Linked DNA regions of Homo sapiens: region 2 is linked to region 1. Evidence: read pairs that join two places in POLR2A ChIA-PET (ENCODE). Cell type or tissue: OCI-LY7. All regions are shown on one strand. Links, peaks and the distances in the headings refer to the core of each region. The heading gives the core; the rest is flanking DNA. Region 1 overlaps CARD10 (caspase recruitment domain family member 10). Region 2 has its middle 15 kb from the start of ELFN2.

What was found. ChIA-PET counts read pairs that join two places held together with the same protein. Peaks named below come from ENCODE experiments on the same cell type or tissue, not always from the same donor. Only the 100,000 strongest peaks of a DNase experiment are listed, where the experiment ranks them.
Region 2: POLR2A ChIA-PET joins it to region 1 with 7 read pairs; 4 of 35 experiments call an interaction of 5 or more read pairs at or near these places.

What each region holds. Positions count from the first base shown.
Region 1 is chr22:37,497,155-37,500,058 of GRCh38, reverse strand. It overlaps CARD10 (caspase recruitment domain family member 10), which reads left to right. Exons shown (of 20, transcript NM_014550.4): 12 at 2,881-2,904. Among named protein-coding and RNA genes, the nearest start is that of MFNG, 12 kb to the right of the region's middle. In OCI-LY7, for the core only: CTCF peaks have their summits at 1,319 and 1,523 (motif pointing right); a DNase peak (open chromatin) is centred at 1,518.
Region 2 is chr22:37,441,481-37,444,384 of GRCh38, reverse strand. No RefSeq gene overlaps it. Among named protein-coding and RNA genes, the nearest start is that of ELFN2, 15 kb to the right of the region's middle. In OCI-LY7, for the core only: no CTCF peak of the experiment used is centred there; a DNase peak (open chromatin) is centred at 1,694.

The DNA of each region.
Region 1 (2,904 bases), core at 231-2,730:
CTGGGGGACATTCATTGAGGCCATGTGGCCTGTCACTGCTCAGAGCTGGCAGAGCTGGCAGACTTGCCCCGTTCCTGTCTGCCTGTGACCTGACCTGACTGGGGAGGGGGCTGGGAGCTGGTAGCTAAGGACACTGTGCTTCCTAGTACCACACAGGCAGCCAGCTGGTCAGCCAGTCCCAGGAGCGGGGAGCAGGCAGCCCCTCTCCCTGCTGTGTCCTTTCTCTACCCCTCCTGCTTGTCTGCTGAGGCGGGGGGCTGGGAGGAACCCTATCTGGACCCTGCTCTGGGCAAGCCCCTGTGGGCTCTGCAGACTCCGAGGAGTGCTGGGAGCAGGTATTCCTGGTCTGTGGAGGCTCAGAGAAGTCACTGGTCCTTTGAGGAGGTTGGCAAGGGCGTCCTGGAGGAGGGGGCGCCTGAGCTGGGTCTTCAGGGAGCTGCAGGAGTTGTCAAGAAGAGCCTGAAAAACCTGAGTTGAAAGCTGAGGTCAGCCTTGATGCTTGCATTGCAGAGGGGAGAGGTGTGGAGGAGGGAGCGAGTAGAGGTGGGTGGGGTGGGTAGGGTTGGTGGAAGAGCCTGGATGCCAGCTGCTTACTGGGCTCTGGTCTGGAGAGGCCATGATGGTCAGTTGTCTGTGGGTTTGAAACAGGTGGGGAAACTGAGGCAAGCGAGAGGTGATTTGTTGTGAATCACACCTGATGCCAGTAAATGTCTAGTTTTGACAGAGCACTTAGTGTCTCCTGGGCCCTGTTCTGAGAGCTGCCCATGTCTAAACTCAGCGAGTAGCCAGGGAGGTGGGTGGAGCTGAGGCTCAAGCGGCTGAGCAGCTGGGCCGTTTGACCCCAGAGTTCCTGCTGGCACCCTGCGTGCTGTGCTTCTCGGACCATCTGACCACAACCCACAGTGAGAGAAACCCGGTACACATGCCTGGAACAAAAAGGTCATGAGATAATAATTGGATTTACCTGGGGTGGCGGGAGCGGGGTGGGGGATAGCATTGTACTTTCTATTCCATAGCATTATCCAGCTGTCCCAGTCGCAACCCAGTGAATGTTACCAGCCACTAAGGGCCAGGCCTGCAGTTTGGAGGCCCCAGAGTCCTCTGGTTTCCACCTCTCCCTGCATTATCTTTTATTCATGTGCCCCCCCCCCCCACCCCCCAGCACCCACAGAGGGCAAGGGGTGTCATTGTCAGCTTCGTGTTATGCATGTGGTAACTGACGCTCAGCAGCCGGCTCATTTGCCCAGGCTAGGGTGCAGTTTGCCCTGGGGTTTGGAGCGGACCGTGTGCTCCAGCCACAAAGCCAGGGCCAGCATAGCCAGGCCAGGTCTCAGGCCTGCCCCCTTTCCATGCCACCTCGATGCAGCCAGGACATGCGGCACTGAATGATGCCTCCCATGCCTGCATCTGTCCAGCCCCTCGGCCTGGCTCTGTGTCTTACCTGAGAGGGCGGGGCTGTTCCCCAGCAGTGCCGATTGGGTGGGAGGTCCTTGCAGCCGCGCCCTCCCCAGGCTGGCAGCAGGGGGCAGTGCAGCTGTGTCTGGGCTGCAGCTGCTGGGGTGGATGGAGATGCTTCGCCCCGCTGCCTCTCCAGCCAGCACACCTGCTGACCTTGGTCTCCCCACCTCCTCCAGGCCAAGGTGTCTGGCAGGGGACTTGGGGTCCATTTGTCTCTGAGCCTGGCCACAAGGCCTCACCTTTTCTCATCCAGGGACAGGCAGAACCCTACCATGATGGGGATTTTGGTGACGTCTTAATTGTCAGTGGTCCTCCTGCCCATGGGAGGAAAACCAGACGCCTCTGTTCCACGCCCTCCAAAGGGTGGCTCCAGCTTGCCTTTCCTGGGAGCTGCTTCCCAGGATGTAAAATAAGAATTAGGGCAAGGAGCTCAGCATGGTGTCTGGCACATGGAAAGCACCCAGGAAGTGTTCGCTGCTATTGTTATTATTAAATTCTTCCACGCATCCTGTGTTCTGTCCTCCACACCTTTGCTCTGATATATTCCTTCAGCCTGGAACTCTGTTTCCTCCATCTGTCACCAAAGTGCATCTATTCTTCACCAGCGTGTAGCCTAGGTACTTCTTCCGTGGGAAGCCTCTCTCTGCTTCCACGGCTGGTTGTAACCACCTTTGGATCTGTGCCACGTGCTAATGGTGACCTCCCTCCTCAGACTGTGAGCATAACAAGCTTTTTTTTTTTTTTTTGAGACAGAGTTTCAGTCTTGTTGCCCAGGCTGGAGTGCAGTGGCTCGATCTCGGCTCACTGCAACCTCTGCCTCCTGGGTTCAAGCAATTCTCCTCCCAAGTAGCTGGAATTACAGGCGCCCACCACCACGCCCGGCTAATTTTTTTGTATTTTTAGTAGAGATGGGGTTTCACTATGTTGGCCAGGCTGGTCTCGAACTCCTGACCTCATGATCCGCCTGCCTCGGCCTCCCAAAGTGCTGGGATTACAGGCGTGAGCCACCGTGCTTGGCTATATAACAAGCTTTTATTAGTCATCTGCTATGTGCCAGACACTGGGTTTGGTGCCAGGGCTACAGAGCGGAACAGTATAGAAGTTTGGTCCTGAAGGTGTTCGTTCTGATGGAGGAAACGAAAGGGCCGTGGCAAGGCAAAGTTGGAGTGCTCTGTGGCACGCAGGCTCCACTGCACCGTGTGCCCAGGTCCAGGGGAGAGGCTGCTTGTGACTTGAGATTTGAAGGATGATCAGCATTTCCCAGGTGGAGAAGGCAAGGAAGAGGGCACAGAAGATGGAGAGGCCTGGGGGTGGGAGTCATGGCATACTTGGGAAATGAAATCACTGTGGTTTTCCAAGAATGCTGAACTGAATCCAAGTACTGATTGGACTCCAATTCTCATCTCCTTTCTCCCTTCTCAGGTCTCTGGCTATTCGGGTGTCTGG
Region 2 (2,904 bases), core at 152-2,651, 56 kb after region 1:
GATGTGGTTTTTAATACGCTCATTGCCGTGTCATTGATTTCTTCCCCCGAGCAGTGGACAAAAACATCTAGTATTGGGACAGAGTCAGGCTGTCGGGGATCAAGAACTTTGCCCCACAGTTTATCAAATGTGAAAAGTGTATTTTAGCTCCAAGGTGACAGAATCAGAATATTCAAGGTGCTGACTGTGTCACTGAGTCATGTTTCTTAAAATCAAAGGAATGGTTTTCAATGGCATTATTGTGTCATACAGATACTTTTTTTTTTTTTTGAGACAGGTTTCATTCACTCTGTCGCCCAGGCTGGAGTACAGTGATGTGGTAATAGCTCACCAAAGCCTTGAACTCCTGGGTTCAAGTGATCCTCCCGCCTTGGTTTCCCAAAGTGCTAGGAATACAGGCGTGAGCCATGGTGCCTGGCAGAGCAAGATTTAAAAAATTTAAAAAAAATTTAGGTCGGGTGCAGTGGCTCATGCCTGTAATCCCAGCACTTTGGGAGGCCAAGGTGGGCGGATCACTTGAGGTCAGGAGTTCAAAACCAGCCTGGCCAATGTGGCGAAATCCTGTCTCCACTAAAAAAAACAAAAACAAAAACAAAAAACAAAAACCAACACACACACACACACACACACACACACACACACACACAAAACAAAAAACAAAAATTAGCCAGGTGTGGTGGCACATGCCTGTAATCCCAGTTACTCAGGAGGCTGAGGCACGAGAATTGCTTGAACCTAGGAGGCAGAGGTTGCAGCCAGCCGAGATTGCGCCACTGCACTCTAGCCTGGGCGACAGAGTGAGACTCTGTCTCAAAACAAAACAAAACAAATTTAAAAAATTTTTCAAAAGCAAGATTAAAAAGATTGAAAAAATCTTGCCCCTCATTTAAAAAAACTTGGCATGCACATTTATTCCACAGTGAGAGTTGCTCAGGTTGGAAAAGCAGTTTTGTTCTGCCTGTCTCTTCTGACAGCTGGCTAAAACGATGTCCACTCAGTGGCCTGGGTTTAATTGTAATGTTCTCAGTTTCTCTCTGTGCTGCATGAAGATTGGGAGGCACATTGTTGCCCACCAGCTGCTCGCTGTGAATAAGTGCCGAGTGTTGACATTCTGGAGCAGGTGCCTCCATCCACATAGCGGTGCCCTTCCTGGCAGCCCACATGGTGGGCACTCTGCCGGCCCGGTTCCCAGAGTCCCTTTCTATCTCACAAAGTATTCATTAACTTACCCCATAAATGTCCTCCCTTATAGCATCACTGTTACGTGATGAACAGGACCCAAAGAAATAGTGGTACCCATTTCCCTCCTGGATGGATGGATCAGGTTGCAAGTTACGGAAAATCAAACTACAATTGGTTTAATAAATAACAGTGCATTCCTCAGAGTACAGGTCTGTCTGCTGTAACAAAAGCCAAAATCACCATGATTTAAATAAGACAGACATTTACTTCTCTGTCAGTGACAATCTGAACATAATGTGAGCAATGCTGAGTGGGTGTCCCTTTTATTTTGTTACCCATCTTCCTCAACCTGCAGGTGGCTTCACCATCTGGTTTACGATGGCTGCTGCAGCTCCTGCCATCATATCTGCATTTCAGCCCATGGAAAGGGCAGAAAAACAAAGGGAGGAACATACCTTTTCTTTGGAGGGCATGAACAGGAAATTGCACAACTCATTTCTGCCCTCATTTCATTGACCGGAATCCAGTCATGTGGCCATGCCCAAGTGCATGGTAAGCTGGGAAATGTAGTCTTTATCTAGGCAGCCATGGACTCAGCTAAAACTATTAATATTACTGTAGAAGAAGGGGAGAGTGGATATTGAGGTACAACCAGCAGTCTCTTCATGAATTCAGTGAAGAGAGTTGAGCCCCCACTGTTGCTAAGCACTGTTTTAGGCGGTGAGGATACAGCAGTGGGCAAGATGACAAACATCCTATTTCTTCCAGAGCTTGCATTCAAGTGAGAGGAGAGCCTAGTGTCCTGGAAGCCAGAAGGAGAGCGCTTCAAGGAGGAGGGGGTGACCGGCTGAGTCTATTGTAGCTGACGGGCGCGTCAGAGGCAGGGTGAATGTCTGGCCGCTGGAGTCCCTGGAGACCTTGACGAAGTCATATCAGTGACATGGAAGGGCAAAGCCTGGAGAGTCTAGTTCCTAATGCATAGGAATTGGGGTGAAAAAAAGGGAGCTCTTTGGATATATCTTCTTTCTATTAAGGAAAGGAGAGAACTGGGGATGTGCTGTTGAGACTTTCTTTTTTTTTTTTTTTTTGATGGAGTCTTGCTCTGTCAGCAGGCTGGAGTGCAGTGGCTCGATCTCGGCTCACAGCTCACTGCAACCTCCATCTCCCAGGTTCAAGCGATTCTCCTGCTTCAGCCTCCCGAGTAGCTGGGGCTACAGGCATGCACGAGACAAGTTTTTTAAGATGGAGAAATGGCAGTACATGCATGTGGTTATGATGGTAATGAACCTGGAGAAGGAAAAATGAAAATGCAGGAGGGCTGGGTACAGGGCTCATGCCTGTAGTCCCAGCTACCTGGGAGGCTGAGGCGGATCGCTTAAGCCCAGGAGTTCGAGACCAGCCTGGGCAACATGGCAAAACCCTGTCTCTACAAAAAATACCAAAAAAAAAAAAAAAAAATTAGCCAGGTGTGGTGGTGTGCACCTGTAGTCCCAGCTACTTGGGAGGCTGAGGCGGGAGGATCGCTTGAGCCCAGGACCAGGAGTTCAAGGCTATAATGAAACATGATGATGCCACTGCACTCCAGCCTGGGCATCAGAGACCCTTTCTCAAGAAAAGGAAAAAGAAAAATGAAAATGCAGGAGAAAGAGGGGTACACACTGCAGGAGTGCCCTCCTTAAGGAAGTAAGAGGGCTGGGTATAGGGCACAGTGGAGGTGGACCT